Linked DNA regions of Homo sapiens: region 1 is linked to region 2. Evidence: chromatin contacts called from ENCODE Hi-C or POLR2A ChIA-PET data. All regions are on one chromosome and are shown on one strand. The core of a region is the stretch at or near the end of the contact, and the rest is flanking DNA. Distances in the headings are between cores, read along the strand shown.

Evidence for each region. Hi-C counts contacts between places; a loop is a spot of excess contacts on that map. ChIA-PET counts read pairs that join two places held with the same protein, here RNA polymerase II (POLR2A). Pooled maps may share reads with other maps.
Region 1: a loop to region 2 is called in a pooled map, with 3 times the contacts of the local background. The contact joins two enhancer-like sites. A Hi-C loop is called at or near these places in 1 of 50 pooled maps. POLR2A ChIA-PET finds 5 or more read pairs at or near these places in 2 of 52 experiments (GM10248 and H1).

Annotation. Positions count from the first base shown.
Region 1 is chr7:44,637,443-44,641,945 of GRCh38, reverse strand. All of the region lies in intron 2 of OGDH (oxoglutarate dehydrogenase), which reads right to left. Among named protein-coding and RNA genes, the nearest start is that of OGDH, 33 kb to the right of the region's middle. RefSeq lists enhancers at 1,973-2,500, 2,815-2,964, 3,029-3,556, 3,445-3,564, 3,410-3,920. Within about 2 kb of position 2,590, at least 40 of the 41 ENCODE cell types and tissues checked have a DNase peak (open chromatin) inside an H3K27ac peak, as active enhancers do.
Region 2 is chr7:44,375,278-44,379,865 of GRCh38, reverse strand. It overlaps NUDCD3 (NudC domain containing 3), which reads left to right. Exons shown (of 6, transcript NM_015332.4): 6 at 1-747. Among named protein-coding and RNA genes, the nearest start is that of CAMK2B, 52 kb to the right of the region's middle. RefSeq lists an enhancer at 1,698-1,887. Within about 2 kb of position 1,810, at least 6 of the 41 ENCODE cell types and tissues checked have a DNase peak (open chromatin) inside an H3K27ac peak, as active enhancers do.

The DNA of each region.
Region 1 (4,503 bases), core at 1,341-3,840, 260 kb before region 2:
AGAGGATGTCTCAGCATCAACTCCCTAGGCAAAGTAAAGGCTGCCTCCCACTCAGTCCATGACTGGTTCTGTCAAGGACACAGGGATCTAAAAGGTGGCTGTGCACAAATACACTGGACACCCTCAGGTACTTCTGACTTCATGGAGCTTTTCCAGCAGGACTGAGAGCTCCATACATTCTAGAAGCAGAGATGACTGGGGACCACATGCATTGGACATCCATCTTCATTGTGAAAGCAGGGATGACCAATGACTGCACTTCTTGGCCTCTACCCAGGCCTCCAATAACTGAGGACCTGACCTAAAAGGAGAAACCCCTTGAATACAGCAGGAAACTGAGCAGGAGTCAGTCTGGCTGTATCCCACCCCTGCACAGCAAGAACCAACAGCAAGCTACCACTGTCACGTAAAACCTAATCAGGCCAGGCGCAGTGGCTCATGCCTGTAATCCCAGCACTTTGGGAGGCCAAGGTGGGTGGGTCACCTGAGATCAGGAGTTCGAGACCAGCCTGGCCAACATAGTGAAACCCCGTCTCTACTAAAAATACAAAAATTAGCTGGGTGTGGTGGTGCAGGCCTGTAGTCCCAGCTACTTGGGAGGCTGGGGCATGAGAATCGCTTGAACCTGGGAGGCAGAGGTTGCAGTGAGCTGAGATCGCACCATTGTATTCCAGCCTGGGCGACAGAGTGACACCCTGTTTCCAAAAAAAAAAAAAAAAAGAAAAAAAAAAAAAAAGAAGAAAAAGGCTGGGCTTGGTGGCTCATGCTTGTAATCCCAGCACTTTGGGAGGCTGAAGCGGGCGGATCACGAGGTTAGGAGATCGAGACCATCCTGGCTAACATGGTGAAACCCTGTCTCTACTAAAAAAAAAAAAAATACAAAAATTAGCTGGGGGTGGTGGTGTGTGCCTATAATCCCAGCTACTCAGGAGGCTGAGGCAGGACAATCACTTGAACCAGGGAGTCGGAGGTTGCAGTGAGCTGAGATCATGCCATTGCACTCCAGTTTGGCGACAGAGCGAGACTCTGTCTCAAAGAAAAAAAAAAAAACCCACAAAAAACCTAATCAAAATTTTTCTTTACCCCAAACTTGCTCCAGTGCTAGAATGTCTACCCTCACACCATGTGACCCGCACCCCAAGTCTAGCTGTAGACACTTACTTAGTTCCCTGGGGCCACAACAGGTTCATGGATAGGGCATGACCCTCAAACCCAGTAAGTACTGGAGAACAGCACAACCCAAACTTTATTAAACCCCTAAAACATTTTCTTCTATTTCGTAAAACCCATTAAGTGTCCAGAAACACAGGGCAAAGTCACCCAAGAGCAAGACCTTAGATCAAGAGTCTCTCCAGCTGTACAGACAGCCTCCTTTATCCTAGGGGACAATATTCACTTTTGGATCCAGAGCCAAAAGTCATAGCAAAATCACAAGTTTACTTCTTTTCAATAAAATTAGCTTTGAATAACAATTAAAATAGTAAAACAAAACAAAACAAAAAAAACCCACCAATAGCAGCAGGGATAGGTATAGCTAACTTTTACTGAGGCTCTCTGTGGGCTTTTCCAACTTACTTAGAGCACCTGGAATGTCAATCATATTCCCACTGGAGAGATGTGGGCTCAGGCAGAATTTACACACAGCAGTCACCAGGCAGGGTATTAATAAGGTTAACTGAGTAATAGCAGAGCGACGCTTAAAGAACTCTGGTCACTCTAGTAACAGTGCCTCTTACCCTAGCTTAACCTTGCCAAAGAGAGCTGGGCGCTTCTGGGCTCAACAATAAAATGAAAGGAATTTCCAGCCACTGATGCCTGGGATCACAAGGTCAGGGTCAAGGTCAGCTCTCTGGTCCTGAGCCACAAAGGCTGCAGGACTCCTTCCAGCCTAGGCCCTGGAGACAGGGCGATCATGATCATCGGGCCTCCACTCTCTGACCTTCTTTTGTGCTTGGAATACAACTCCAGGTGATTTTCAATTGGCTGAGGATAACTGCACAGACGGAAATTCAGCTCATGCTGGAGGCAGTCAGAAAAAAACTGGTTCATACCGGTACTGCTGAGCTGCTGGGAATCCCCGGGAAGGAAAATGCTGGGAATGCAACTTCTGCAGCCTTTCCCTTATTCATCTTACACCATGCATCCCACTTCACTCTCCAGTTGGCTCAGTTCCCACACCACTGGGGGAGCACCCTGCCCCACCTTCAGACAAAGAGCCCATTCTGTCTCCAGGACTGGGTGAGCCCCCACACCCAACAACAGCAAGCCCTCTTTGCGCCAAGACCTGGAGGTATACTAAAAGGTTTTTGAATTGAGTGATAGAATGTTTTGTATCGAGTGTAGTGACTGCACACATTTGGCAAAACCTACTGCACTAAACACTTAAAACAAGTGAATTTTAATATATGTAAGTTAAACCTCAAAAAAGTTTATTTATTCAAAAAGGCTTTGAAAATGAAGGTCATTATTTGGCCTGCAGGCTTCACCTCCCAACAGATGTGGCAGCAGGAAGCCAGACCTGCCCAAGTACCAGAGCTCCCAGGCACCCACTGGCCCCACCCCTCCCTGTATGAGTCACCAATGGGGCCACTTCCTTCCTGGTGGGGCCCAGATGCCACAGTCCATCCCCCACTCTCTTTCCACCTCCCTGTTGTCCTGCAACCCTGTATCTCTCTAACATCTTCCACTCCCCAAGGAGATACCTCTTCTCCAGCTCCTTAAACTACCCACCCCTGCCTCATCCTCTGAACACCTGAATCTGGATCTGCCTTCCATAACCCCTGGCTTTAGGTTCCAGGGGACCTGCAGAGCCCTCCCTGTCCACTTGCTCCCATGCCCCAGCATCATGCTCCTTCCTTCCCGCAGGCCTGGCAGCTACCCTTCTTTCCATGGGATGTTTGTCCTCTCCCTTCACATGGTCGCTTAGCTTTGTCACTATCTGGGAGAGCGTTTCCCCTTCTGATACTCCCAGCCCTTACTGTACACTCATCTCAACCTGAGATCTCTCCCCTGCTGTCTGTCCCCATCCTGGGGGATAAATCAAGACTAGGCTGAGTCATTGACCACCCAGCGCAAACAGAAGCCCCTTCAAAAAGAAGAGAAAGCTTCTGGAAGAGAGAGTCAAAGCATGTCCCATCTAATTCCCATGGAGCATGAAGAGACACCTGGAAGGGATAGAAGCCCACTCACTGAAAGGTGGCACCTGGTGGCTGATGGCTCACTGAGAACCTGAGCTGAGTCAGGCGACCTCAGCTCTCTTACTGAGTGAGAAAAATAAGCCTGTTGGTTTAGGCTGCCTAAGCTGCATTTTCCCTTTCTTCCAGCCAAATTTATTCCTAATTATCCCTTGCTGTTGCCTGGATGTCCCGGAATTGCAGTCTGATGTAGGCAGGGGCAGTGACTTCTACTTCTAGAAACATTCCAAGTGACAAAGCAGAAGTGAAAAGGAGAAAGCACAGTAATGGGGAAAATCAGACTTGAGAATACACAATCTAATAGCATGCTACCATCAAACACACTGAAGACCTAAGTTTCCTATAATAGAAACAGTTTTTCACTCATGAGAAATGGAGGCAGTCAGACTTTGGTTTCTTTATGAAGTAAGTGTGGTATTTGGGCCTTACTTTAGTACTTGGCTCAGGGCGGTGACAGGGACTTCTGAGTCACAATGACGTACGTGGGTGTGCCCAGCTCCACACCCAAGTTGCAACCCATCACTAGTGTTATTCATCTCTCCAATCTCTTAATTGGCTTCTGTTGCACAACTAATAACGTAAGGAAAATATCTGTCCCCTTGCCTTGCCTCAAATATACAGTTACACACAGTTAATTCTCTGACCACCAATGACAATGTCACTGATAAGGGGGAAAAGGTTAAAATGTTAAGGTAAGTGGGCAAGGTTGTAAATGACATTCAAGGGGCAGGAAGCTGCCAGAAGGAGTGAGGGGTCCTGGGCCAGGGGAGGGGTGCGGGAAAGCACTCACTCCCAAAAGGCCAACTTCTGAGCCCTGCAAGGGGCTATGGGATTCTGATGAAGTTCTTACCACACATAAACATTTTCCTAAGAGTGTCAGATGTGTGCAGGATGTACCATGTCAAAAAATGAATACCATTTTTTTTTTTTTTTGAGACAGAGTCTGGCTCTATCGCCCGGGCTGGAGTGCAGTGGCGTGATCTTGGCTCACTGCAACCACCCCCCAACCCCCATCCCGGTTTCAAGTGATTCTCCTGCCTCAGCCTCCCCAGTAGCTGGGATTACAGGCACCGCCATCGTGTCTGGTTAATTTTTGTATTTTTAATAGAGACGGGATTTCACCATGGTGGCCAGGCTGGTCTCAAACTCCTGAACTCAGGTGATCCACCCACCTCAGCCTCCCAAAAGGGCTGGGATTACAGGTGTGAGGCACGATGCTGAGCCAATGAATACCATTATTTCTAAAAATCCAGTAATTCTCATTCAATTCAACAAATATCTATTAACTATATGTGGCATACTGTAAGGT
Region 2 (4,588 bases), core at 561-3,060:
CCTGCCCCCTCAAATACACGTCATCCTCAGGGCCCTGCGATGTGCTGTGGTCTCCCTGCCACCATTCAAGGGGCCACAGCCAGGTCCAGCCTGTCTTCCCTGGCACCAGGCTCTATGCAGTGGGGGAAACTCGGGCACCCCTAAACTATTCTCCAGTGTTCTCACCAGAGGTGGTCAGCCATGTGATGGCAAGAGTCACTTCTTAAGCTTTTGCTATCCCCAGAAACTTAAAGCAACACCAACCACACCCAAAAGTCAAGTGATATCCAGACAGCAACAGTAGAGCATTAACTGAGTGCAGGGCCGTGGTGACTCCTCGACACTCCAGGCTCTCCTGCTGGTAACCTCCCATTGGCAGAGCCAGGCACTCAGCAAAGCCCTGGACAGTCAGCAGCCTCCTGAACAGGCTCTGCTGTCCCCACTCACGACTTCAGAGCAGCTAGGACTCCTGTGACCACCCCTGTCCCCTGTTCCCCCCCACCCCGCCCCGCCCCGCCAACTGCCTCATCTCTGTCCCAAGATAACTGCTCTCCAGAATTTTCCATGATATGGTCATTTTAAAAGTTTTTTTTTTTTTTGAGACAGAGTTTTTCCTGTGTTGCCCAGACTGGACTCAAACCTCTGGGCTCAAGTGATCCTCCTGCTTCAGCCTCCCAAGTAGCTGGGACTGTAAGTGTGCACCACTGTGCCTGGCTTGATGGTGTCATTTTTCACTGTACGTGTATTTGTAAACCGTATAAATCAGTATCTTTGTGAGTTGCTTTTCTTTCTCCCTTACCTTCATGAGCTGTCTGTGTCCATACACAGTCTCCTCTGCTCCCCTAGGTGGGGTGTGATATTCCATTGAGTAGATATCACAGTTTATTTAACAACATCCTGTTGGTGAGTACTTAGGTTGGCCCCAATTTCTCAATATTACAACAATGCAGCAGTCATTCTCAAGTGTGAGAGATTCCCTAGGCATTTCCTGTGAGTGGAGTTGCGGGGTCACAGGGCATCCTCTGTACCCCTCCTGCGAGTGGGTCTTGTTGCTCAGCTCCTCACCATTTTAATGGACTCTGTAATGTTTGCAGTCATGCTGAGTGTAAAGTTGGATTGCCCATGCATTTCCCTTGTCATGGTGAGGTTGAACTCCCATTTATATTTTTATTAGGCATTCAGGTTCCTTCTGTGAATTTTGTTTCTATTTTTCACCATTTATTCTACTAAGCTGTTTGTCTTTTATTGTTGACTTGTAGGAATGTTCTGAATACAACCCTTTGCAAGTTGTATTTATTCCAGAACTCCCAGCCTGGAGCCTGTCTTTGCACTTTAAACTCCCCTTCCACCCTCCTGGTCCTCCAAGGTGGGGGGCATACTTGAGGATCACTCCTTACTCTCTGCTCAGGCCACCATGAGTCCCTAGACTCAGGCTGCATTTCCCCTACATTTCCCATCTGGGTGGGACTGTAGGGCAGGCACATTTCCCAGAGGCAGGGCAGGGCTGTAGGGCAGGCATTTGGGATAGAAGCTGCCTCTACTCCCAGGATAGAGCCCAGATTCCCCAGTAAGTCTGCCTGTGCCCAAGGCCTGTTCCCTCAGGTTTAGAGACCTGCTCTCCTGGCTGTGGCTGGTGGCAGCACCCAAGCCACCTGTGTTGTAGGTGGGCCCATTCGTGACCTGTCAGACAACCAAATGAGCAGTCTATCCCACTGCCCACTTCCTCATCGCAGGGCTTTGGGGGAAGAAAGCACTAAGCAGTTGAGATGGTCTGAGTTTCTTGTCTCACATCCGGCTTGCATGGAGAACAGAAAGTGAGTGCCATGAGCAAGACTGGGCCTGCAGCCCTTGGAGAGAATCCCAGCACCATGGGCCCAGCAGGAAGGACTGATCCCACCAAAAGCATCTCTGGCCCCTCCTGGCTCTCAGCCTGGGTAGTGCCTACCCCTCACAGAAGTCTGGCCACCTGGCACTCTACCTGGGAGCTCTCTGCTGCTGACTCTGGGAGAATACCCAGGTGGAGATACAACCCAACCCTCCACATCCCACCTGCCTTCTCCCCCTTCCCAGGAACCTTCAGGACAGGGTCACCCAAGTCCAGAGCCTGGGAGCCCCTGGCTGCTTCCCCAGCTAGCATTGACATCTCCAGCCTCCACCACGTCTGGGAGGAGCCCCTGACAGTCGGGAGCATGGAAGGGATTCCCATCTGAACAACGAAACCGCTGAGCGGAGAATCCACATTTCTCAGATCCATCAGAGAATCACAGTCACACAGCACACGCTGTCCCCAAACCAGAGAGACAGGCAGGTGGACACTGAGAACCACAGCTGACTGGAGCAGAGGCTGCTGCTGGAGCCCCATGGGAAGGAACATGGAAAGGGGAATGATGTGGGGACAGAGAGAAACTCATTTTCACCCAGCTCAGTGGAATCCTCTACTGAAGTCCTGAGAAGCATGCACTCAACTGTGAGGAAGACACCAGCTGGGGGTCAGCTAGGCCCATCTCTTCTCTGAGAACTGACCCCCTCACAGGGATTGCCCTGTCCTTCGCCCCAAGGAAGCAGAACATCAGTCTTGGGATGTAAGACCAGCACCCAAAGCTGCCAGCCAGGGCTGAGTGGGCACCTAGGGAGCAGGGTGGGGACAGAGTGGATAGACCAGAGACATTGGCTGCAGTGTGAGAGGCCAGTAGAGATCCAAAGAGATCAGAGACAGGGAGGAAGAGGGACACTCAGAGAGGGACCCAGGAGGGACAAGGAGGGAGAGGGACACTCAGGGACACAGGAGGCACAAGGAGGGAGAGGGACTTAGAGATGGACACAGGAGGGACAGGGAGGGAGGGAGACACAGAGATGGACACGGGAGGGACAGGGAGGGAGGGACACAGAGGGACGTGGAAGGGACAGGGAGGGAGAGGGACACTCAGATGGACACAGGAGGGAAAGGGAGGGAGAGGGACACTCAGATGGGACAGGGAGGGAGAGGGACACTGAGGGGACAGGGAGGGAGAGGGACACTCAGATGAGGGGACAGGGAGGGAGAGGGACACTCAGAGGTGAACATGGGAGGGTCAGGGAGGGAGAGGGACACTCAGAGATGGACATGGGAGGGTCGGGGGGAGAGGGACACTCAGAGATGGACACAGGAGGGAAAGGGAGGGAGAGGGACTCAGGGTCTTAGAGATGGACACTGGAGGGACAGGGAGGGAGAGAGACTGACAGGTGCACTCGGAAAGGACATGGAGGAAGTGTACTTTGGGTGCTCAAGGCAGGCCTGCAGGGTTTCAGGGTCCTCTCTGTGTTCAAGATAAATATTCCCGTTTCTAAAGGTTAGTCATTTTTGTGTCTTGGAGAAAAAAAAAGAGCCCTAACTTAAGGCCACCGTCATGTCTGCTTTGCAGGGTTTGCTGATTCCCTGGGAATGTCACCTGCCGCTGGCACTGGAGCATGTAGCAGTGGGTTTAGTCTTCAGAGGTGGTCTCACGTTGGGGTTCCAGTGGAAGCCACCAACACCTGAGTAGATCAGAGGTGCAATTTCCCATCTTCCCCTCCCCAACAGGATCAGAACCCCTCGGGGGGGGGTTGGGGGTGGAGGCTTTGGGGGTGAGTTTGAGAAGCACTGCCCTGAACAATGCCTGAGGTGCATCCTACCCATACCCCACATGACAGCTGAGGAAACCAAGGCAGGTGGAAGGTGCCAGAACCTGAAGGTGAGCATCTCCGCAGCGCCATGTCTGACTTTTGGTTAGCGATGGGTTAGGCATTACAGAAATGTGGGCTGATGGCCCCACACATGAAAGAGGAGGCAACACCACCCACTCTCTGCGGGAAGACGCGGCCATAGGTTCACCCCAGGACACAGAGCCCTGCTGAGCGGGTAGGCAGGACAGCGTGGAGCCCATGCGATCTACACCAGGGCGGCTGGTGTGGGAGAGTCCCCGCTCCCTCAGAACAGGAGGACAAGAAGAGCTTCCTGCGGATGCACAAGCTGTTGTGATTTGGGAATTTCAGCATTAGAGACCGTGGGTTCCAGGACTAGGGTAAGGAAGGAAAAAGAGAAAAAGGACCCCCAGCCATTGGGGTTCAGTTCAAGGAGCTGTCCATCCTCCTGCCAAGAGGTGGGGTGCAGGGGTCCCTGGGGGTGTGATCAGAGACCCCCTGCCCCTGGCTTGGGAGGGCCCCCTCATGTCACTCCTCACCCCATCCCACCTCGCTCCACCTGCCATGAAGCCCTCCCAGGCCCCCACCCTTCCTTCGGGCTCAGAGCCTGGGTTCAGCTTTCCGAGAGGGACACCTGTCCAGAGGGCACCACCCAGTGGTGGGCACAGTAGTGCAGGCTCCAGACCCCAGGCCTGGTCAACAGGTCACTGTTGTTGCCAAACACAAGCCTGTGGACTTAGAGGTGGTGATGGACACTGTGTTGAACCTCTGCTAAGTGGAAGGCAGGCAGTGTGTCTGGTGGCCGGGAGGCATCGGGGCAGAAAGTGGACGGCCGCCTCTGCTTCAGCCTGGATCTACCTGCCACAGGCAGCCACTCCCGTGTTCAGGACCTTTGTGAGCAACACAGGCCACTGACACCCCACATTTCCCGTGTAGTGACAAAAGATAA